Regions from separate parts of the Mus musculus genome. Here regions 1, 2, 3, 4 and 5 are each linked to region 6. A link is a loop called in an ENCODE intact Hi-C map of the cell type or tissue named here. Cell type or tissue: heart. All regions are shown on one strand. Region 1 has its middle 16 kb from the start of Gm32070. Region 2 overlaps Ctnnd2 (catenin (cadherin associated protein), delta 2). Region 3 overlaps Ctnnd2 (catenin (cadherin associated protein), delta 2). Region 4 has its middle 17 kb from the start of 4930430F21Rik. Region 5 has its middle 140 kb from the start of Gm23033. Region 6 holds the start of Gm41285 (a long non-coding RNA gene).

Region 1 (4,000 bases), 110 kb after region 6:
CAGAAATGATAATTCAGAAGAATTCCTGAGAAGAAAGGGCACTTGGGCGCTATCACAGCATGATTTGGCTTTGGAAGCATCAGTGTTCACCCACCCTTGGGACCACTAGCTCATCTCACTCCTCATGGGGCATGCTTGTCTGTCACTGCCTCAACTGTCTGTCCATCTATCTGAAACTGTGGTACCAAATTCTGCCCACTCCACCAAGGGGCATCACCATGGAAGGAATGTTCTATCCCAGCACAGGTACCTTTTCCAGAAAGCTGTGTTTTTTAGTCACGTAAAATTGGCCCTCTTATTTCTCATTAGCAAAGTTGGTCAGAGAACCAACTTGGAGTTTCTTGCAGCATCCCCTGAGTTATGGTGGTCTCTGCATCTATGAAGAGTGTGGCCCTTCAAGTCATCCTTGTTGGTTTGGGCTAAACTGTCTGCCCCCAAAGAGAGGCTGAAGTTCTAGTCCACGGGACATGTTTGAAACAGTCTTTGCAGCTGTAAAGGAGCACCTTTTGGGAGCACCTACCACAGAAACAGATGATCTCCGAGGAAAAGGAGAGGACACATATAAACAGAGATGTTTGGGAGGAGGAAAGCAGCGTTAGAGCCAGGGATTGGAGGTACCTATCTAGAACCTGAGCGGCATGGAGCCCCAGAACCTAGAAGAGATTCTGGAGGGAGCAGGGCCCTGCCAGAGCCTTGGTTTCAGCCTTCATGATCCCAGAACTGTGAAAGAGAAGTTTACATTGTTTGGAAACCACCTGCTTTGCACTGCTTCCTTCCAGCAGCCCCAGAAAAAGAGAAGGTGGAGGAGATTACCTCCCAATCCACTTCTCTCCATCAGTTCTTGGGCTGATGTCCCGAGGGCTTGGAACAGTTCAGGAGCCACGAGGCACCCAGCTCTGTCGTCCCAACTGGTGTTCCTGGGTGCTGAACATTTGGGAGGCTGACAACTCTAAGCTGCTGCTGTATTGAAAAAAGATCTCTCTGAGGAATAGTAGCTGCCCTGCCCAAGTCTTAAAGTCCCTGGAGGGGAGGACAGCCCCCAGCCCATTACCCGCTGGCTGACCTTGTGACAGAGGTCGTTTTCTTTCTTGTAGGATGAGATTTTGGTTGAGTCCATGCTCAGCAGCTCTCCGAGGAGTCAGAACTAGATGTTCTTCATCAGAGCCTATACTCCAGTGTCCCCCTACCTCCCTCCTTCTTCTGAAGAGGCACCATTACCATGGCTCTCTCTGAGGACCCAAAGCTTCAAGGGAAGCTGTCCTCTGAGGACATAGCCCATTCTTATCCAGTGAGGCTCATTTTCCCCATCCCGCTTAAGAGTCTAAGTCCTGGGTGGGATATGAGAGCTGGCATGTCCGGCAAAGCTTCCACGGCTGTGACTGTTAATTAGGGGACCATGCTTTGAGCCTCACTGGCCTGAGCTGCCTGAGTTGATGGGATCTCACTGGTTGAATCTGGTAGGACCCATGGCCAGACAGGACAAGTCTGTGAGGAGGGATTTGCAGAAGCTAATTTGCATATGGGAGTTTCCATGCTGGGAAATTATATGGAAGCCTCCCTGTGTCTTGGGGATTGGGTATGATGTCAGAGGTTGATTTCTGAGTCTAGCCCCTGGGTCTGGGTCTCAGTTCTTAGAAGTGAACTGGGCAGAAGCTCAAAGTGATGGTTTCTGTGTAACAGAAGAGTCCCCAACATTATCCCTTTGGGCCGATGAGACAAGGTTTAATTTAGAAAAGAGGAGAAGAGGAAAGCAAACTTTCATGTGTATACACCTGTACAACTGCACATGTCTTGTGCACATGCATGCATGTGTATATGAACTAGCATGCAACCATATGCAGGAATACATGTCCACCTGAGTGTGGACATGTTTTGGGGGAGACACATATATAACACAGAGATGCAGTCTTGAAAAGTGTTTTGGCTTTACTTGGGCAAGACAAAGCCACCGGCACCTGCAGCTCTTCCACAAAGGTGACAAGAGTGCCACCCAAAGTGAGCAAACCCTGTGTGTTTGAATGCTCGCTGCACTTGAAGCCATCTATTTTTGTGTGAAAGATCTCTTTGCTGTTCTGTTCCTGAATATCTTGCGCTTGCTGCTTCCAACCTTGCTCCCCTACCCGGCGAAGCCCTCCAGTAAGCCTTTCATTGCGGCTCTGCCTTTCTGTGTGGATTACACGGAGGGAAGTTTAGAATCTCTTTTAGCTTTTGTTGCTGTTCCCCTCTCTGGCCGCTTGTTTTGAGGCTATAGATATTTTACCTCACAGAGAGGGGATCTGAGCGCTCTGAGTTCTTTGTTCACAGATAAACCTGGGCCTGGAGCCCTGCTTCTTGCAGATGCACAGAATCTGTGCCGAGCCATCTGCCAGCAGGTGGCAGAGCGCGCATCCTGCTAGTTTTGATAGGCGCTTCCAGAGTTTGCACTGAGCACTGTCTGTTCCGACTGCCCCTCTCTATTATAACTTACGAGGCAGGAGCTTGGGTCCTGAGGTTAACTGCATTCTTATTTCTGGCATGTTCCCGCCATCCCGCTGTCTGAGATCTGCTCCGTTATATTTTCTGTGGTTTTGTCCTCTCTCAGTGCCCTCCTCATTTGTCCCAGGAGCTGGCTCAGAGCGCTCTTACAGCCGCTGATTCCAGACCTGAGAGCGACCCTTGATGAGTGGTCACAAGTCCAGCCAGGACTTGTGTGATTAGTCATGTGAAAGGCCAGTCCTCTTGAGGCAAGAGAACAAGTCTGGGGGTATGATTGATGTCCCACAGCAATACCAAGAAGCTTTCCAGCCCCTCCCCCATAACCTTGCTGGTCTCTTCATCTGTTCTATCCCTTTCCTTCCTTCTTTCTCCTTGCAGGCCTTCCTCAGTGAGTCACTAAAACCTGAACCTTCTCTCAGGATCTGCTTCTAGGGACCCAAAGTAGAGCTGAATAGAATGTCTAGGTGTGTGTGTGTGTGTGTGTGTGTGTGTGTGTGCATATGTGTGCATATGTGTGCATGTGCATGAACACACATATGTGTGCATATACACATGTGTGTGCATGTGTGTGCATATGCATCTGTGTGCACAAGCATGTGTGTGTGTGTGTGTGTGTGTGTGTGTAGCTACTTGAATACTATTCTTCACGCTCATCCTCTCTGTGCCCCATTGAGCATTACATGTCTGGGACCTCTTCTGGTGCTATTTATGCATCCAGCTCTCTGCTCCTCCCTGCTCATAGTGGAGCTGTCGTTGTATACAGCCATTTACAAATGGCAGCAGATTGCCTCTTCTCTATGTGACCACAGACACAGTCTTTATGCATTTCCTTGCATGTGGAGCCTTGGCCTGGAGTGACAGATGCCTAGGTGAACAGCCACTGGGGATTCATGCCAAGACTGAAGGCAGTATGCCTAGCTTCATGGAGCCCTACAGATGGCTCCATGGCTTCGCTGGCTCTCAAGTGTGTCTCTTCTCACACCCTCTTCTACAGCTGGAGACCCATCCAGTGGTGGCTTGTATTCTGGTGCTGGGTTTCCACTGTTGTTCTAATTTTCTCCACATTGCAGGGAACGTTCAGTGTCGTCTCTATGTGCACTTGTCAGATAGCTCCCATTCACAGAAACACCTACTGGTTTAAAAAAAAAAAACAACAATTTAAAGACATTCTTTGTTTATTGTAGACATTAATCCCTTGCTGCTTTATTCAGCAAGAGTATCTCCGTCGAGTGGACCGTCTGTCTTTTTCCTTGGCTTGTGGCATCCTTTGCTGAGAGGAAGTCCTTGGGATTGCTGCCTTATGTTCTCACCGTCACGGGGAGATTTGGATGAAATAGCTCTTTTATATCTCACTTGGTATTTAGCACACTGTTCCCAATAGAAGCAGGTAGAAATCCACAGGGAGCGGTGTCAAAGGGCAGGAACACATCCACCTTTCCTACACTCTGGATTTCTCTTCTCCAAACCCTATTTGTGTTTTGGAGCCTTCATGGGCAGGGGCCCTCATGGGTCATCTCCCTGAACC
Region 2 (4,000 bases), 840 kb after region 6:
CTACAATACACAGAATTTACATTATTATTTCAAAGGGGAGGAATGGAGGCATGCGGAAGAAATACTACACCGAATCATGTGACTATAACCTTGCATACTTTCAAATCGGGGAGTTCGTGGAATTAGATGTTGCTGCCACTGGTTCCTCAGCTCCAGCTTCTTCCCTACTACTCTCCATAGCCTAGGATAAAATTTTGATGTCACAATAGTACAGTTGTCTAACTTCCTATAAAGACACCAGAGTCTGACAACTTTCTCCATTCCCTTGCCTCTCAACAAAAATATTTATTCACACTTTATCAGATAGACTAACTCCTTTCAGTCTTGAACATTGCTGTATATAAAGTGACTCATGGGAAACATATTTTAAACATATTGGTAGTTAAAAATATATAGCAGTTGAAAATTCATACTTATTTTCAATAAAAAAAGTTTAGGTAATTTCTAAAAATGCATTTTTGTTTGTAAAAACAGTTTAATTATTTTAATTATTTACAGAGGTCTTGATTCTTGAGAGAATCATTATACATCTGATTGGCTATATGCCTCTCACTGTTTAAAGAGGCTCTTGCTATGTAGTGCATGCTGTCCTTGAACCACCCTTTCCTGCCTCAGCCTTCTCGGCTACAGGATATGCCTACTAAGTTTACCTATTATGTAGATACTATATTTAGTGAGTTAAATGAACTATTCTTAATTTTGAAAGGTACATACTGATGCTCAAAACTGTTTAGTATGTTCCTGATGTCTGCTTTGTTATGAGGGTGAAGAAAGAAGAACACTGTATGCCTTTTTTTCTTCCAGCCTAATGATTCACTTCCATTTCAGTCGACCAAGATGGCGATGGTCCAGTGATGTAGGAAACAAGACCCAACAGAACCATTTCTATTTAGATATAACTGAAGAAACGACTTTGGAAAATAATTTGGTGTTTACTTATTCAGATGAACTTTAACTCTTGGATACATATGCAACATATAAAAACTTAGAAAGTGTGAACCTTCATATACGTAAAGGCATTTTATTTTATTTCATTTATTGCAGTTTTTGAGGAAGGATTTCTCTGTATAGCTCTGGCTGTTTTGGAATTTACTCTGTGGAACAGACTGGGCTGAGACTCAGAAATACTCCTGCATCTGCCTCCCAAATGTTGTGACTTAAGGCATAAGCCACCATGCTCAGATTTAAAGGTTATTTACACAAGCAGTGTGTGGAACAGCAGTCTCACTAGGGAATGTGGATCCTGGGAGATGTAGTTTTCTTTATAGCCTGCTCCCACTACTATCTTCCTGGGTACAGATTCAATGTGACTAATCAAATGTATGTTTCTGCCACCACACTTTGTCTGCTTGCTGCTAAGTCTTCCCTACCAGGATGGACTGTATACCCATGAAACTGTAAGCCAAGGTAAACCCCTTCCTCCTTAAATTGCTGTTTTGGGGATACTTGACCACAGCAACAGAAATGAACTGAGACAAACAGCAGAAGCTAGGAAATGAGTTAGGTGATTATAGGAAGATGAGCAAAGTAGGACACAGGTCACAGGATGGAACGCTCTGGACAGTGCACAGATTGTAACATGTGGGCTTCTGAATCCATGTGCTGTCATTTGCATGCAGCAGTATGAGACATGGAAGCTGAGACAGAGAGCATCCGTGTGAATGTGGCCGTTGCATCACCACTTTGTTCCTTACTTCATTCATCTCTACAGTGGACAGAGTGGTGTCTGTTTTATAAGGTTGTTATAAGAAGTGTGTGTGTGTGTGTGTGTGTGTGTGTGTGTGTGTGTGTGTATACTAAATGATCGGAATGAGTAAAGATGGTGAATATGCATTTGTTCTCAACTTATGTGTCTGTCAGAATATAGAAAGATTAAAGTAAATACTCAATATGTGTCATTTTCATACTTTTGACTCTGCCTATGAGATAAAATTTTTGTGTCTCACAGAGTAAGTACATTGTTCTTTACAGTAATAGATCTGTTGATGGGTTTACTTTACAAAAGTAGCACTGGCACATCCAAGAGCACACGTCAGCTATGACTCTGCATTCACTTACAAGGATGCTGTGTTCATTAACCACCCCTGGAAGTAAATTCCTCTAGCGCCCTCTATAGCTGGGTCCTGGTACCATTCCATTCTCCCATGTACACAGTCCATACAGCCCATGGATGTATGGATGTGTGTGCAGGTAAGACCAAATACTTACAAGGGACTTCATACTTGAACCCCCTACCCCTTACCCATATGTTTTCTGTCAGTTGACCTGTGTAGGTTTATTAGTGTTTGCTTACAATTCAAGTGTAGATGCAGGAATTTGACAACAATAATTTTGTGTGATGACAATCATTCTCCAAGCTGTTATTTTTTTATGGGTTCATCATAGTGCCAAATACAAGTGGTAATACAATATGAATACAACAAAATGGCTCATAGCCTTGGTTCTTGCTTAACATGGACAGGCTGAGAGATACAAGCCATTTCCCAAAACACCTTGTAGGAGAGTATTTCCACAAGTGGGTGAGAAATTGAGCATACTGAAATTTACCATAAACTAAATTTTATCACAGCTGAAGTAGAACAAGATTGACTTTATTACCTGAACATTAAAGCCATTTATACTTTAACGGACAGTGTAAATTTCTTAGAAAGAGGAGGATGAACAAATCCCCAAACTGCTTTACCAGGGATTTAGCTCTCTTTTCTCTGACTGGTAGTATGTATATATGTGTAAGTATGTCTCTAGTGAATGTTGTGTATATGCATGTATAGGTGTATGCATGTGTGCGTATGTGTCTATTTGTTTATAGATGAATGTGGTATATGTGTGGTTTGTGTGTGTGTGTGTGTGTGTGTGTGTGTGTATGTGTGTGTGTGTGTGCCTATGTGTGTATGGATAGATGTGGCATGTATTTTGTGTTTCTGTATGTATGTACCTAAGTTTATGGATAGATGTGGTGTGTGTGTGTGTGTGTGTGCAAATGGATGCATATACGCATGTGTGTATAGATACATGTATGTGCACATGAATGTATGGATGTGTGAGCACACACATGCATGTGTGGTACCTACATATGAATTAAGAAACTCAGTTGTACTAACAAACTGTAAAACAATGTCTACTGCTCATCAGTCAGTCTGTTAAGGGTTTTTTCTTTGATTTACACATATCTATACATAATCTCTACATCCTTTATCATGTGTGCTCTCTTCAATCCATGACTTTTATTCTTCCATTTAAAGCTGGCCACACTCAACTGATGGTGCCTACTTCAAGTTATCCTAAGAGTAGTAGAGTGACGTATACTCCAGCAATCATGGGACCACGGTTCCTCACACTGCCTGCCTGGAGGTAGATAAGCCCCTCTGCTGGGAAGCTGTACACACAAGTGTATCGCTGTGCTATGACACAGGGTTGAGGATAAGCACCAAGAATCACTTCAGTGAAGGCTTTGCAAATATGTGTGCAAGACACTGACAATACCAAAAACAGCTTCATGCATGTTAGTGTGAGATTTAGACTCAAAGTAGAGGACTTGGTCACTGTCTCCTTCATACCTCACTGTCATCTCGGCTGAGCAGTTCAAGGATGCCTCTTCACAAGATTCTCTGCACACATGTCATATACACACCACACACAGAGTACACACACAGCGTACACACACAGCACATACACAGTATCCTCACATCATATACAACAGTATACCTATAACACATGTCACACATACACACAATATCCCTAACACATACCATACACACCATGTACTAATTGCACACTGTATATAACAAACCTTATAATGCACACACACTGATAACACAACACCATTTGTATACCTACAGCACATAACACAAAGATATACACCAGAAACACAGTATACTCACACTACACGCCAAAAAAATACCACTTACACACACACACACACACCACATACCATACTCAACTACACTCCACACACACACAACACTTTACACATTATAACCATACCATATGCTGCACACAC
Region 3 (4,000 bases), 340 kb after region 6:
GGTGTGAGAGATGAAAACCCTTCTGTACACCAGAAGTCTGTGCAAGAGTTTTCAGGAGAGCTTCAGATGGGCTCCTGGGAGCTGCCCTAGCTGCTGCCTTACCGTGCCTGTTACTAATTGTCCCACTGGCTCCTTTATGGCAGCATGAAAATAATGATCTGTTTCTTCTTGACACACTGGACTTAGGATCAGAATCGTAGAAGCTATGTAGAAGCTATTTCATATTGCTATAGTAAAGAGTGGAGTCTATCTCTCAGTAGAGTTTAGATGGAGACACATCATTGTCTCCTCCAAGAGTTCAGTTTAGCAGCAGGTCAGTCATCTGGCCCAGGACCATTTCTCTGGAAAGCAGGTCCTTCTTAAACTATGACTTAGGCAGCTACTTGGCAACATTTTACTCCTTTTGACTGGTTAATGATAAATGTACTCACCTGCTTGGTCATTCCTCAAGATCAAGCAGGGGAAATAAGAAACAGAAGCTCTGGTGGCCAAAAGAATACTCATCTTAAAAATTTTAAAGTCTTTGTACAACATTATTTCTGGCATTGGAGAGGAAAACTTAGCTCAGTGGTTAAAAGCACTGACTATTCTGATGGTCCCGAGTTCAAATCCCAGCAACCATATGGTGGCTCTCAACCATCTGTAACAAGATCTGATGCCCTCTTTTGGAGTATCTGAAGACAGCTACAGCATACTTACATATAAAAAAATAAATAAATCTTTTAAGAAAAAAACAAGAGAGGAAAATGTGCTCCCCACATGATCCAGACTGCGTGTAGGTGGCAGCCAGGATGGGGACAGGGGACAGTTCACGTTTCATTTCCCACACAGCCTCTTCGCTAAGCATTTTGTTCAAATTGTTTGGCTAGCCATTAAACGCGTGCCTAGTCAACACAAAACCCTGCCCCCTTTCTCTCTCTCTCCTCTTCTCTGAAGCCTTTAAGCTGAATTGGAAGCAACTATAAAAATTCTCATTTTTGCTTTTTACCTATGTGAAACATTTCCAAGGGATGAGCCATTAAATTCCCACCTAATAAAATAATTTTTGACTCTTTGATTTATTTATAACTACCCTGCCAAGGCATTCTTATCTTCCAGACCCAGTCACCAACATTCTCCAATGAGAGTCCAAACTTCATTAACAGAGAAGTCATGGTTTCACAGGAAAGAGAAGCAGCCTTTGGGAGACTGGGTCCTGGGGGTTAGGGTACAAAATCTGAAGATGTAAATGTTTGGCTGAAGCGCAGAGCTCTCCTTTTGCTAGGATCTGGCTTTTGAAACCAAATTACTAATGTGAGGCAGCAGAGAATGTTCTCATAAATCACCCTGTCTGGAAAAATCAGATTTCTTCTTAAAATACTAATTGAAATTACACGTGTTTTAATTAAAACAACATCTGCCCTAGGCTGAAGAGCATGTTTTGGGATGCAGAGAAGGTAGGTTTCTAAAATGTCCTCAGATCTACTTAATAAAGCGAAGTTTATACTTTCCCAGGGTTAAAAGGGTACATTGCCTCCCGCAGTGTCTGGAGTTTCCCAGAGGCTGGAGACGTTCCCTGGACTCAAGAGATTAGTCAGGGTCAAGGGAACAGATGAAGAACGTGCTTCTTGTGTGATGTGACGAATATTGCTTGTGAGGCCTGCTTCCCAGAATGGAGTTAATGTGGCCCAGAAGCCTTTGCTACATCTGATCAACTGCCACAGGTTGGGGAATAACCAATGCATGCAGGCATACATGCATATATCTGTCTGAATTAGTGGACAGAACCTTGTAGAGCTCTCTGCTTTTTAGTTCTGCCAGGAGACACAGCACAACACCATATTCCAAACAGGAATTGCATGGTGACCAGGGTGTTTCTTAATTCTAAGCTTCCAAATTCACATAGAGTTTTCACAATGATTTCAAAGGAATCACTGTTACGGAGGCCACGACAAAGGTGCTGGTATCTGTTTAGTCCTCAAAAACATACATTTGTGACTTCAGGTTTAGGTAAGAACATATGTCAAAGTTTAGCTGAAAGTAAGTATTGCTAGGTTTTGAATTCTTTAAGTGCAGATACTGGTCAAAAATTCACTCATGGGATGGATAACATTTACAAGCCATGTTTCCCCTCGGATCAGCAGTAGCTCAATGGTGATTCCCCACCGTTTGTCTTCTGCACAGCAGCTCCTCCTGCAGGCCTCCAGAGAAAGTACACCGTCTCATTGCATAAAGATCTGGTGTACGGAGAGACGAACTTGTAATCCTATGGACTACTTCTGTCATCTCCTCATTCATTTTGGTTAAATACGGAACATTTTCTGTCATTCTTTAAAGATCGCCAGCATACTCTATTAAGTTTTTAGAATGGCCAAAAATATTTTTAAACCTAAATATTTAAAATAAATTGGGACAAAGGAAGAAAGTTAGGACAGAGTAGTCTTCCATTCCCACTGATGAAAGAAGAGAGAGACTCAAAACTGAAAGACGCGCAGTGGGTTTGCAGCCTAGATCTCATTATTGTGTGGAGTACGAGCTGCATTTGCCTGCTACCCAGGGAGGGCTTGTGCTCCACTTTTGTTCATTTTTAGGGACACATGGTAGGAAACAGCTCCTTGCTGGTTTCAAAAACAGCCAGCGGTGCCTCCTTTGCTGTTAGGACAGGCAGGGAGGCCTGTGCCCAGAGAGAAGCCCCATTGGGTGACAAAGAAAAAAGTTTAGCCAAAGCGAAGAACAACCAATATAGAAAGGTTGTGTTCTCGTGGCAACACCAGGGGGTGGTAATGTCAGAGAGCAAAGGGGTCCTGGCTCATGAAGTGATGGACACACTCTCCCCTTCAGTTCAGGGAGATGTGCCAGGGAATTAGAAAGATGCTGACGGCATTCTAGACCTGGCTTGCCTGCCAGAGATGTGGCCTGGAACCATCATCACTCAGGGGAGCCAAGTGAGATACTCTGTCACCATGCTTTGGGGATGCAGGTGCCCTGCCAGCACAGACATCATCGGCAATGGGCGACTCAGTCATATGTGGAAAGTGTTGTTTCCCACCAAATCCCAAATCTCATCTAAATGAGTCTGCTTACAATCATGGATTTGACAGGATACCTGCAGCATCTCCTCAAGTTCCTGGACTTTGTAGGTAAAGGCTGGACCACACAATTCCCTCCACTCATCCGTCTCCTCACTTGGGATCCTGTAATGCCCCTCTAGATCTACTCTTCATAATAAGTAACGTACTATTCATCCATCCATCACTGATGGATGAATATACTCAGCAAATGTACTCTGAGCGCCTATTACAGGCACAGAAAAGCTCCAGGCATCATGGAATATCAAAATAAATACAACTCAGGGGTGCACCCTGACAGATTATCCAATCCCAAGCGGTCAGCTTTATGCACATACAAACACTAGCAACATTAACTGGACTCAGCAGGTGTATGCATGTACAGCCATAGTAATTATAATTATTAAACACAAAAATTTATTAAACATAAAATATGAAAATAATTAAAGAATTTATTTGCAATAATAATAATTAAAGGATTTAATTATTATTAACATTAACTGGACTCAGCGGGTATGTGTACGCACAACAATAATAATAATTAAGGAGTTTATGGCCAATAATTTGGGAGGGAGTAGGGAAAGGACATGGGAGGAGCTGGAGTGGTAGAGGAAAGGGTAGGTATTACAAAGAAAATAATCATGTATAAAATTCCGGAAATAAAATTTAAGCTTCAAAACAATGAATAATTAAACATAACTCTATCCCTAACCGATTAATCCCTGCTTTAGAGCACATGTGAAAAGTTCTGAGTCAGGGAAGTAGCTTTCATCAGGAAGGGATACCCAAGCCGGGCTTCAAGTAACATGAGAGGTCAGGAGGTGCAAGCCCACATGTGCCTTAGGGACTCTGTTCTGTTGAGTAGTGAAGGGTGAGGACTATGGGCTCCATTGGGAACTGTGCAGTTCTGGGAACTGTCCAGTGCTGAAATAAGCTTCGAAATGGAACCATAA
Region 4 (4,000 bases), 210 kb after region 6:
AATTGCAAGGATGCTGCTGAAATCTACATTGTGAAGAGATTCAGAGGGGGAAGTGGGCATGGGCTCTGTCTTAGAGTTTCACTGCTATGAAAAGACACCAGGACCACAACAACTCTTATAAAGGAAAACATTTCCTTGAGTCTGGCTTACGGTTTCAGAGGTTTAGTCCATTATCATCATCATGGAAGGAAGCATGGCAGCATCCAGGTAGACATGGTGCTGCAGGAATAGCTGAGAGTACTACATCTTGATCCAAAGGCAGCAGAAGGTGACTGTGCCACACTGAGCAGAGCTTGAGCATAGGGGACTCAAAGCTTATTGCCACAATGACATAATTCCTTCAACAAGGCCACACCTAGTCCAACAAAGCCAGGTCTCCTAATTTTGCCACTCGCTATGGCCAAACATGCAATCACATATGTCTATGGGGCTGCATCTATTCAAACCACCATAGGCTTGGTATCTCTCTGACACATCGAGACATTACTCTTAAAACCAGAGGTGTACATCTCCTTATAGGAGAAGCATCCTCTAAAATCCAATAAAGGGCAGTGGGGGTGGTGTGAGGCATATGGCACAGTTTCAGTGTGTCTGCTGAAATTCATATATAGGGGTACTAGCCTCCAAACTTATGTCAGGCTGTTTGGACAAGGGACATTCCGGAGGTGCCTGAGTTACTGGGAAGTCCTTGAAAGTGAGGCTATCATGTGATCCTAAGCCAATGGAGTGTTAGGGGGTGTGACTTCATTGCAAAAAGACGTTTTCAGAAGATTGGCAAATGTTCTTTATTTCCCTGTTTCTGGATTGATGAACCTAACAAGATATTCTTTATAAACTTGGTGGATTCGGATGTCTTGTTATCCCAACCTGAAACAGAGTAAGGACAATTTATTTGCCTTTGGATTTTAGAGAGTTGTGCTTCCTGTGTCACATCCGAGGCTCATTTCCAAGTTCTGTCTGAATCAGTGGACTGCTTTCACTGATGAGTTTTCCTGATACTGAGTCTTGGTGGTCCGGGGAACCACTGACCACTTCTAGTGTCCCACTGAATACCCCACCTTTCGTCTTTCTTTGTCTTTTTCACTATTTAGTAAGTGTACTGGCTAGTTTTGTGTCAACTTGACACAGTTGGAGTTATCACAGAGAAGGAGCTTCAGTTGAGGAAATGCCTCCAGCTGTGGGGCATTTTCTCAATTAGTGATCAAGGGGGAAAGGCCCCTTGTGGGTGGGGCCATCTCTGGGCTGGTAGTCTTGGTTCTATAATAGAGCAGGCTGAGCAAGCCAGGGGAAGCAAGCCAGTACATCCCTCCATGGCCTCTGCATCAGCTCCTGCTTCCTGACCTGCTTGAGTTCCAGTCCTGACTTCCTTTGGTGATGAACAGCAGTGTGGAAGTGTAAGCTGAATAAACCCTTTCCTCCCCAACTTGCTTCTTGGTCATGATGTTTGTGCAGGAATAGAATCCCTGACTAAGACAATAAGAAATCTAGATTAAGGGCTGGCGATGTAGCTCAACCAATAGTGTGTTTGCCTAGTATAAGGATCAGAGATTTCTAGAGGGAGAAACCAATAGAATGAATAGGTTGGCTTATATGATATAGGCTTATGGTAGTAGTTCAGCAATGGCTGTCCTCACAGTGGAGAGAGACTGAGAACCCGGGAGCTTCTCAGTCCTCAAAACTGGGTGCTTCTGAAGTCCCAGCATGGTTCTGAAGGCCTGGGGATTTCTGGAGAGCCACTGGTTGTTGGTTCACGTTGGAAGGCTCAGGAGATGGGTTTTGATGTCAGCAAAGGATGATGGGAGTAGCAGCAGTGGCCAAACACAGCTGTTGCATTCACAAGCAGGCATGGAGTGAAGGCAAGTGGGGGCCAGAGCAATAGCTCCCCCTTGAGCCTCATTACATCTGGGGTACCAGCAAGCATTATAGTCGTCTGGTTTCATATTCATTAGTTAATGAGCTGCCTGCCTGTGGTATCTAAAAGACACTGAAGGAACTTTTGAGAGCTAGAACCTGCTTGGTGCAGCTTATCTTGACTCTAGATGTGCCTGATCCTCATCTAAGCATGTGTAATGTGTTATAATTCCTCTTTTTTTTTCCGGGGAACACTTAAAAAGATTTGGGAGCCCCTTTCTTGTTGTTTCCCACCAGACATTTCTTTAAAACCATTTTTGTGTGTCAACGTTCAAACACTGATGAAATGGCTTCATTCTACAATGCTTCTCTCTCTCTCTCTCTCTCTCTCTCTCTCTCTCTCCCTCCCTCCCTCCCTCCTCCTCCTCCTCCTTTCCTTTCCTTTCCTTTCCTTTTCCTTTTCCTTTTCCTTTTCCTTTTCCTTTTCCTTTTCCTTTTCCTTTTCCTCTTTCTTTCTTTCTTTCTTTCTTTCTTTCTTTCTTTCTTTCTTTCTTTCTTTCTTTCTTTCTTTGTGAGACAGAGACAGAGCTTCATCTCCTTTATCCCTGTGGTTGTTCCAGTTTGGGAAAGTAAAAAAGAGAGTTTGTGCTTACCTTTTAGAAGGACCTCTGTGTGGAAGCCTATTCTTAGTGGGGTCCCTCCTAAAACTTGTACCTGTGTGCTCAGTGTTTAGCAGCTAAGGGGTGACTCTACATTGACAACTAGGTCAGATTTGCTTTGGATTCTGGAGTTAGGGATTGGTTCAGTAGCCATGACATACACAGGGCTCTGGGGTAGATGCTAACACTGGAAGCACATGCACATGTGTGCTCAAGCATGTACACACACATACACACACACACACACACACACACAGAGAGAGAGAGAGAGAGAGAGAGAGAGAGAGAGAGAGAGAGAAAGAGAGAAACAAATATTACTTCAGAAATAAAAACACTTTTTATTCCTTTAAATTCAAAACCTGATGAAGTAGTCATTAAGTAATTTTTAATAGGGAAAAAGTAATCTTAATCTAACAGGTTTTATGTGGCTGCCCTTTTTTAAATTCTAAGAGCACTTTCAAACCTTTCCCACACATTTTTAAGCAACTCTAATCCATAACCATGGTCTGTTGCTTTTTAATTTTTCCCATTTTAGTTAATATGATTATAAGCATTTTCTATATTTCAAGAAGGCGCTCTTAATTACATTTTTAATTCAAGAAATAATGCCACATACTAACAGTGCTGGATATTGTCAGTCTCAGTGACTGCTCTGCATTTCTTAGCCCAGTCTTCCCTTTTCCCCCTGTTTCCTGAATTTTCCTTCACCTTGATGTACATGCAGTTTCTTCCTGTTGAAATCTGCTCTTGGATTATGTTCTCTGAGATGAGGACCATGAGACTTTATGTTCATCTTTCTAAATGTCTTTTTTTTGGTGTCTTATTTATTAGATATTTTCTTTATTTACATTTCAAATGTTATTCCCTTTCTTAGTTTCCCCTCCAAAAATCCCCTATCCCTTTCCCTCTCCCCCTGTTCCCCAACCCACCCACTCCTGCTTCCTGGACCTGGCATTCCCCTGTACTGCAGCATAGAACCTTCACAGGACCAAGGGACTTTCCTCCCATTGATGACTGACTAGGCCATCCTCTGCTACATATGCAGCTAGAGCCATGAGTCCCACCATGTTTTTTCTTTGATTGGTGGTTTAGTGCCAGGGAGCTCTGAAGATATTGGTTAGTTCATATTGTTGTTCCTCCTATGGGTCTGCAAACCTCTTCAGCACCCTGGGTACTTTCTCTGGCTCCTTCATTGGGAACCCTGTGCTCCATCCAATGGGTGTCTGTGAGCATCCACTTCTGTATTTGTCAGGCACTGGCAGAGCCTCTCAGGAGACAGCTATATCAGGCTCCTGTCAGCTAGCTCTTGTTAGCATCCACAATAGTGTCTGGGTTTGGTGGATGTTTATGGGATGGATCCCCAGGTGGGGCAGACTCTGAATGGTCATTCCTTAAGTCTCTGCTCCAAACTTTGTCTCTGTAACTCCTAACATGGGTATTTTGTTCCCCATTCTAAGGAGGGATGAAGTATCCACACTTTGGTCTTCCTT
Region 5 (4,000 bases), 1.2 Mb after region 6:
CTCATCCTGGTGGATAAGGAAGATCCTGCATCTCAGATACCATCTCAACCCAGATCCAGGGCTTTGAATTGGCCCACCCCCAAATCTGTATCATCTGTGAAATTGAAATGTTGAGACATGTGACAGGCCTGTCATAACCAGGAGGAGTCCTGGTTAGGAGCTAGTATTGTTGGTGTCACAGAAACCAAGCCAACGTCATTGCAATGAACATTTAGCAACGGAAGATGCGTAGACACAGGGATATATATATATTACACACCATGGCACTACGGTTTCCATGATGATATGTCTTCTGTGCTTTTGTTTGTTTGTTTGTTTGTGGTATTCATTTATTTATTCTTGGGAGGTTGCAAGAGTGGCGGTGGAATCTGAAGGGACAGGGAGATGAATGTCAATGGAGAAATGTTTAAAAAAGAAAAACAGAGAAGAATATAATAGCCAGAAGGTGGAGAGAATGCTATAAAATACTGGCTGTGGTCATGACCTGGCTGTCATAATCAGGAACTCACAGTAGCTATGGTTACCAAAGTGATACAAGATCAAGCCAGCCAAAGTTCTAGCATACATGAGTTAGAGGATATCTAGGCCCCGCCCTTTCCTTAGGAGTCATTGGCAGTGGATGGTTGCTGGCAGAGGGGCATCGTTATTGAGGGTACACCTGCTGATGATTCCCCATGCTGCAACGGATGCCCATGCACAAGGGGGTGGTACCAGCAGGACTTAGTAGGCTATCAAAAACAAAAAACAAAAAAACAAAAAACAAAAAAAAAAAATCAAACAAACAAAAAAAAACTGGGAGGGATGTATGTTGGGGAAATATGAACAGAATTGAAGAGGGTGGGTATATATGTGGCACTGTTTCATTACATGCATATATAAAATTCTCGGAAAATAGTTAAAAGTCAAATTTAAAATTAAGTAGTTTTCTTAAGCCCTTAAAGTTTAGAAGTACTAGGGAAAGGCACGAAGGAAAATTCATCTGGGATGATGTGTGGAGGTTGCTAAGTGACACGCTAACGGACTGCAAGTGCTGGTTTAATACAATGGTGGAGTGGAATAAACTGAAACCTCATGGAGGAGAACAGATTAGATGTGCTTTGCTCTAGGAATCAATACATATCATAACCACATATGTTGACAAGTTTCCGTTGTGTTATTTCAATACCTCTGAGGGGAGATTTATTAGGAACTATTACTAAAATGAATTTTTAATGCTGAGGTATTGATCCCAGCGTAAGGTATACACCGAAGTAAAACTCAGTTGTGATTTTTAGATCGGTGATTCAAAAGAGTGACTCATCTCATCGCCGTGGAGATTCCAGGGGCTTAGAAGCTTCAACAGCAGAACTTACATCATCCAATTACAGGAATTTACTCACAGCAGTAGACATCAATTAGATGGAGTAATCTGAAATACAATAAAATGATTGGTTACTTCTCTAATATTGTCTTATTTGACGTGTAAGAAAAGCCTTCATAATTTGTAAGCAGTGGTGTTGAGGCCAACAGTGTTCATGCACATGTGTCTGTGCATGTCTGTACATGTATCACATGTAACCAGAGATGATGAGGTCAACTGCTCATCCTCAAAACTTTAGCTTAGCTCTGCACATGTATCTGTGCATGTCTGTACGTGTCTGTACATGTATCACATGTAACCAGGGATGGTGAAGCCAATAGTGTTAATCTATGGACCTTTAGCCTAGCTCTGCTCATGCATCTATTTGCCCATAGTTTCCTTACAGTTATTTATTCCAGAAACAAAATTCATTATTTTAGGTGCATGGGACAATGTGGTCATGCGTTCAACTCTTGAAGAACCTACTAGTGGGATATGCTGGTTCCATGTGCAGCACTGCCCTCTACTGGGCAAGGAGAATCCTTATGCTGTCAGTGGCTTGCTTAAAGACAGATTGGTAGATAATTCACAAACAGATGACACACAATGAACTACCAATGAAGAGACTGAATAAATTATTACAGACTATTACAATGTTCAGTTTGTACATCTAGCACGCTAATTTATGTTGTGGGATGTTTTGAATAAACTGATTTAATTTAAGAGTGAGAAGCCTGTGCATGATGTAAGGTTTTCACTCACATCATTTAAGACTTAAACATGGGAAAGGTGATTGGTGTAATGCATTAACTACTTGCAGTATTTAGGACCAAGTCATACTGAGGAGGAGTCATGCTATTTGCTCGGATTCTTGATTAAGAGGTGGGGGACCAACAGACTTCATTTCTTTTATGCCTGTCTGTTCCAATGTAGGGCAGAGGGTATAGAAATAAATACTAAAGTAAGACTACTTCTTAATATAAAACAAAAAGGTCAGTGTGCTCCCAAAATTCAAACTGAAGTCATATTGAGTAACAATAGAAAATTATGAACGTTTAAATAAGTATACTTAAACTATTTTAACATCCTGGACAATGGTTCACATTAGATGTCAGAAAGTCCACAGGTAGCCAAACACCCACTGGGGAATAACATCTCTTTCATTGTTTTCACGACAAACATTCTGATGAAGTCCACAGTTTTTAAAAATGTTTATGACAGTTTAATATTTGTCTAAACAAAACTTAGGAGATAAACCAGCTGTTCCATAACATACTCCCTTATAACGCTTATGAAAATACTCCATAGAACTTAAGTAGCAAATTGCTTTTTAAGAAATATGTAAACTAAGGTGGGATTCACATCTTTCTGTGAAATCTTGGAACAACAAGAAGGAATGAACTTATATGCTAAGGAGGGGCAAAGAGTACACAGGGTACTATGATATCTGGTAGATTACTCATGGGAAATAATTTCTGTTAAATCACTCCTTAATTAAAAGAAAAACCACCTAAGAGTGAATGGTCACTGGTTCACTCCAGCAAGGATATCTTCTTTATGATGTCTGTCAAGGATTCTTAGGCATAATGGCAGTCCAAGAAAGTTGTACCTTAAGCAGGAGCATATTATAAGAGTTCCAGAGACACTTAACATAATTTACAACTTCTTTAAACATCATGTCTGCTGTGGTAATTTGGTAGGTTTTTTTATATTGTGTCTGTCTACTCCGTTTTCCCGAGCCTACTTTAAACACTGTGACACACTAAATTCCAGTGAACGCCTGGGAAGTAAAGAATGTGCCACAACCAGTCTCTCAACACCTAAAATGGTTTTCCATTAAAATGCTTTAATCTGAAAACACACATCATTGACATGAGACCCTGTAGATCCTGCTCCCGCTGTCTTTCCAGGTGTACACAATGATGGTGGATATGCGTTCTGTGTATCACAAAAGTCACATTGTATGTATCACAACAGTCACATTGTTAGGTATCTGCTTCATTGATACTAGAGGTCTTGTTTAGAGAACATGAGAACATGGAAATAATTTATGTGATCTGTAAGAAATATGGATATGAAAGAGTGCCTTTTTCATAATCTCTAACTAAAGTCCAGCACTTTCGTATTTACAGATACAGTGGCACAAATAAGAGAGACTTTACCATATATAAAATGATCTTCATTTTATGCTATTTTTTTCATGTTGCAGACATTCAAACTGTCACTAAGTCACAATTAATTTAAATGGCAGCGGCCACTTGAAACAGTACTAGAGTTAATTACATGATATCAGGTAATAAAATCCACAATGCAGCATGTGCATCTTCATATTTATTTTTGCAGTGGCTGCATGATTGTGTTTAGAGCTGATCTCTTCATCATCACATTTAGAGTCTTCTATTTAAGAACAGTACAGTCAGGCAACATTTCAATTGAAAAAAAACTAGAAGGTTTATTTAAAAGACTACCCTTGAAAATCAAAGAAAAAGTCAGTGGATGTAACAGGAAGGAAATAGCAAGCTGCTGAAAGCTGGGATAAAAGCTGAGATCTAAAGGAGTGATAGATAGATGGAGAGAGATAATCAATTCTATTTATGTTTATGTATGTCTGTGTAAATAAATTCCATGTGTGTGTTGATGCCCAAGGAAGCCAGAAGAGGG
Region 6 (4,000 bases):
TATATCACATACTCCTAACTCCCCTGAATCCTAGGTTAGCAATTTGTGAAATAAGTTTCAATATTTTACTCAATTATACACAAAATGCAACTATCCCAACATGTCATGAATATTAAAATCTACTGTTGACTTGATGTAATTTTTGCATGGTTTTAAGACTTCATAAGCTTCCTTGTTAGTAATAATCTCTCTGAGAAGCTAAAGTGACAAGCTCTCTCCACCGAGAGGGTCAGACAGGATTCTGATAGTGACTGTCCTAACTTCCTGCCCTATGGAGTAAGGTACACGGAGCCCGGTGATGCTCTTTGGGCAGTGCAGATTTTCCCCAGGTGACAGATTCAGGTCTTAAATCAAAACAGATGTCATCACAGACCCACAGACTGCACTTGAAGGGGAGCTCTCCAGGCCTCGCTCTACTTGTCTGTCTGTCTGTCTGACCTGGTCTAACAGTTGCTACTTCAGGTCTTAGCTCACTGAAGTCAAGATGCAAATGAAAGTGACATGGTGCCCAAGGGCAGTGGAAAGACGTAGTTGGGCCCTAGCTCTGGCCTCTCTGGGTGCAGGGGGTACCAGCCTGGCTCCGGGGAACGTAGGGGGTTGTCAGCGATGGGCTACCAGCTCTGCCACCCAAGCAGGAGACAGAGCCCGAGGGACTGTTGCTGGGATGGGACAGGCCAGCTGCATGGAGTGACGCCCAGAAAAGGCTCCAGGACAAGCTGGGAGGAGCCATCCCGGTATGGAGGTACACGGGCATTCGGAACAGGACTTCCCCCTAGAATTTGAAGTTGCCTGGTGACTCGGGCAGAGGATCAGAGTCTTGATGTCAATTTCTAGGAAGAGGCTTAGCAGCTGAGTGAGCAGGTGTTTTCCCTGAGAGCAAGCCTGCAGCCGAGACCTCCTTTACCGGAAGCACATTTAGAAGGAGTGCCAGGCTGCCCCAACACCAGGAGGCTGGCCGTGAGCATCCAGGCAAATGACGAGAAGTCGGCACAGTCGGTCCCACCAGTGAGCACTGCTAGTGCATGCCTTACTGCTTCCTGACTGGTGGGGATCACACCGACTGGGGAGGACATCGTGGTCCTTCAGACGGGACTGCCAAATCATGTCCTCACCTCAGATGAAATCGACTGCGCCTTCCCACATGGCAGGCAAAGCTGATGGGAACAGCTCTTACCTGTGAGGGGCCCAAGTGCAGGGAGGGCTCTGTGGCCCCAGGCAGGGGTTAGTATGATGCTAAGGGCCTGGGGGGGGGGCACAGCTGTACTGTATGCTGGGGACTGTGTGTGTGTGTGCGTATGTGTGCACTTGTGTTGGGGCGGGACAGTGCTAATCCAGGATGTCACAGTTGAGCTCTGTAAGTATGCACATCTGTGACTGATCCGAGGACTCCACGCTGAGGTCAGGGCTCAGTGGTGGGAAGAAGCAGCTTTGTTAGGACAGACAGAAAGAGGCGAGCAGGTGACCTGGGAGGGGTCCGCTCTTCTTGGATGCCCTCTGCATGGACACAGAGTTAGGACAACTTGGAAGCAGGTCCCTGAACTTTAGTTCAGCTTAGTTTTGAACCTGTGGCCTCGTGTGCTCCCAGAGTTCCCCCCGGGGTGTTTCCTGAAGCATCTCGAAGCAAACAGATGGAAGACGAGTCCTTCCCTGCCTCTCTCCATCCTTTTCATAGCTTCCTGGCCTGGTCTTCTATTATTGGGGTTATTAATTTCACAGGCGCCTGAACAGTCATTAGCATGGCTGGTGAGAGGTGGCTGCTGCCTCACTCCGCTGCACCCAGACAGGGCTTTGTGAAGGCAGTCTTCACATCTGCCTGCTAAGGCGGCTTCCCTGCCTGCTGCCTGCCTGATGTCCCCACCAGATGGTGCTGCTGGTCCTCTCAGAACTGGTGAAGGCTGTGGCCAGGCACAGCATCTGGAAACCCAGTGTTCTCTGTGGCCAGTGGGTGGCTTCTGAGGCGTCAAAGCCTGTCTGGTGAGAACTCCACCTGGGTACTTTCAGTGTGACTATCCTGATAGAAGGACCCAAGCCCTCTCTGCCTTAGGCACATGCATTTTCCGTGCTTTTCACGAGCAGGTGCTAGGCTAGCACATACACGTGGCTCATGTTCAGTCTGGTCTAACTGCAGGGGCTTGCAGTGAGGAGTTTTGTCATTGGAATTCGTCCTAAGTGCCCGTTCCCTCCTGTAGGACTCCCAGATTCAGGGCCAGCTTGTTTTCCCAAGGGTTCAGAGGTGGCCAGGACAAGGGTCACATGTGATACTGCAACTCCCGCTTGTTGCTCTAATGTGCTCTTCTTTAGTTGCTTGGCTCACTGGATCTCGAGGGTCTAGCCTAGTCTAATTGCTCTACACAGGGAAGCTAAACCTCCCAGGGCTTTGTATGGGGCTCCCCTGGCTTCTAGTTGGTGCCTTACCATACTCAGGACGCTACCAGCTGCTTCAGGAGGGGTGTGGCCTTCACCTTGCCTGTGGACAGTTCCAGAAAGTTGCTCTTGGGCTAAGTAAGCTCTTTACAGTCAGAAACCTGCACCCCTTCTCTTCCTCCTCCTTCCTTTCATAGAAGACGAACATCAATGCTAGCCCATGACTAATCTGTCCTCACTGTAGTGGTTTGTATAGGCTCAGCCTAGGGGGTGGCACTATTAGAAGATGATGTGGCCCTGTTGGAGTAGGTGTGTCACTGTGGGTGTGGTCTTTAAGACCCTCATCCTAGCTGCCTGGAAGCCAGTTTTCTGCTAGCAGCCTTCAGATGAAGATGTAGAACTCTCAGCTCCTCCTGCACCATGCCTGCCTGGATGCTGCCATGTCTCTGCCTTGATGATAACGGACTGAACCTCTGAACCTGTAAGCCAGCCCCAATTAAATGTTGTCCTTATAAGAGTTGCCTTGGTCATGGTGTCTGTTCACAGCAGTAAAACCCTAACAAGACACTCACAGACTCTGTATGCAGTAGTGATCTTGGTGGCCAAGAGTCACACTACCTTCACCACAGAGGAGAGACCCCTGGGCATGTGAGCCCAGCGCTGCTTTTCCTACAGTCTTTAACCACTCAGAAGCACAGAACGCAGTGTGTGACTGGGCACCAGGGGGCATGGGTTATGAAGACAGAGGTTCTGGGTTCAGATGGGGAACCTCTTGGCCTTATTATCCGTCTGTATAACGGGAACGAGATCCATCTCGTGCAATAGCTGCAAGTCTTTTAAATGAACAAACCTATGGCCATATGTAGCACACGCCTGTTCACAACCTCACATGTGGTGGCAACAATGGAATTAATTTTGTTTCCTGAACTGTGACGCAAGAATTTCTCCTGGGGGCTGGAGGGATGGCTCAATGGTTAAGAGAATGAAAAGTTTGGTTCTCAGCACCTACACTGGGTGGCTCACAGCCATCCGTAGTCCCAGATTCAGAGGACTCAATGCCTCTGGTCTCTGGGTGGGGGTGGGGGTGGGGTGGGGAGTGGGGTGGGACTGCATTTGTGTGCACACACCCACACGCATAAGAAAAGTCAATCTGTAAAAAGAGGAGTTTGTCCCTCGTTCCTTCCTTTTCCATCTTCCTCCTTCATTTTTTTCTTGACTAGAGAATTTCTGGGCTTCTCTGCGCTCATCTGAGGAGTGTCAGGATGTCCACGGGTCCTCACTCTTCACCCTAAGCATCACTGGTACCCAAGGACTGGCAGGAATCAGGAGGAGAAAGGCTCCTCTGAGCTCTGAATGGGAAGGCCCATCTGCCTGTTACCCGCACTACTCCTAACAGGACAAGATGCCTTCCTCTGTTGGTGTTCCAGGGAAGACAACTTTTAGGAAGATTGTGGACCAACACCAAAGGTAGGAACACGTTTAAAAATAAGCCGTAGGGCAGGGGCCCTCCTTTTGAGCCCCAGAGCCCTGTGGTGAAGGGTTTTGGTTGGCGGGAGGCAGCCCCTGTACTCGCTGAGTCGGGAGTTGGACCTGTCTGCAGTGAGGTCTGGAGAGCCTCCTAGCACTGGGTCGGAAC

The links. Peaks named below come from ENCODE experiments on the same cell type or tissue, not always from the same donor. Only the 100,000 strongest peaks of a DNase experiment are listed, where the experiment ranks them.
Region 1: it touches region 6 in a loop (2.6-fold over the local background); 9 of 42 quality-filtered maps call a loop at or near these places.
Region 2: it touches region 6 in a loop (4-fold over the local background); 6 of 42 quality-filtered maps call a loop at or near these places.
Region 3: a loop joins it to region 6, with 14 times the contacts of the local background. A loop is called at or near these places in 36 of 42 quality-filtered maps.
Region 4: a loop joins it to region 6, with 2.1 times the contacts of the local background. A loop is called at or near these places in 3 of 42 quality-filtered maps.
Region 5: a loop joins it to region 6, with 21 times the contacts of the local background. A loop is called at or near these places in 9 of 42 quality-filtered maps.

What each region holds. Positions count from the first base shown.
Region 1 is chr15:31,149,379-31,153,378 of GRCm38, reverse strand. No RefSeq gene overlaps it. Among named protein-coding and RNA genes, the nearest start is that of Gm32070, 16 kb to the right of the region's middle. In heart, a CTCF peak has its summit at 2,356 (motif pointing right); no DNase peak of the experiment used is centred here; H3K27me3 peaks cover 421 bases.
Region 2 is chr15:30,425,660-30,429,659 of GRCm38, reverse strand. All of the region lies in intron 2 of Ctnnd2 (catenin (cadherin associated protein), delta 2), which reads right to left. Among named protein-coding and RNA genes, the nearest start is that of Gm41284, 75 kb to the left of the region's middle. In heart, a CTCF peak has its summit at 2,121; no DNase peak of the experiment used is centred here.
Region 3 is chr15:30,925,974-30,929,973 of GRCm38, reverse strand. The region is part of intron 17 of Ctnnd2 (catenin (cadherin associated protein), delta 2); the gene reads right to left. Gm52177 (a long non-coding RNA gene) reads left to right here. Exons shown (of 2, transcript XR_003951490.1): 2 at 1-1,042. Among named protein-coding and RNA genes, the nearest start is that of Gm52177, 4.9 kb to the left of the region's middle. In heart, a CTCF peak has its summit at 2,186 (motif pointing left); no DNase peak of the experiment used is centred here.
Region 4 is chr15:31,054,183-31,058,182 of GRCm38, reverse strand. No RefSeq gene overlaps it. Among named protein-coding and RNA genes, the nearest start is that of 4930430F21Rik, 17 kb to the right of the region's middle. In heart, a CTCF peak has its summit at 1,873; no DNase peak of the experiment used is centred here.
Region 5 is chr15:30,027,310-30,031,309 of GRCm38, reverse strand. No RefSeq gene overlaps it. Among named protein-coding and RNA genes, the nearest start is that of Gm23033, 140 kb to the right of the region's middle. In heart, a CTCF peak has its summit at 1,868 (motif pointing left); no DNase peak of the experiment used is centred here.
Region 6 is chr15:31,262,916-31,266,915 of GRCm38, reverse strand. The region is part of intron 2 of Dap (death-associated protein); the gene reads right to left. It overlaps Gm41285 (a long non-coding RNA gene), which reads left to right and starts at 3,464. Exons shown (of 2, transcript XR_875099.2): 1 at 3,464-3,831. In heart, a CTCF peak has its summit at 1,855 (motif pointing right); a DNase peak (open chromatin) is centred at 1,835.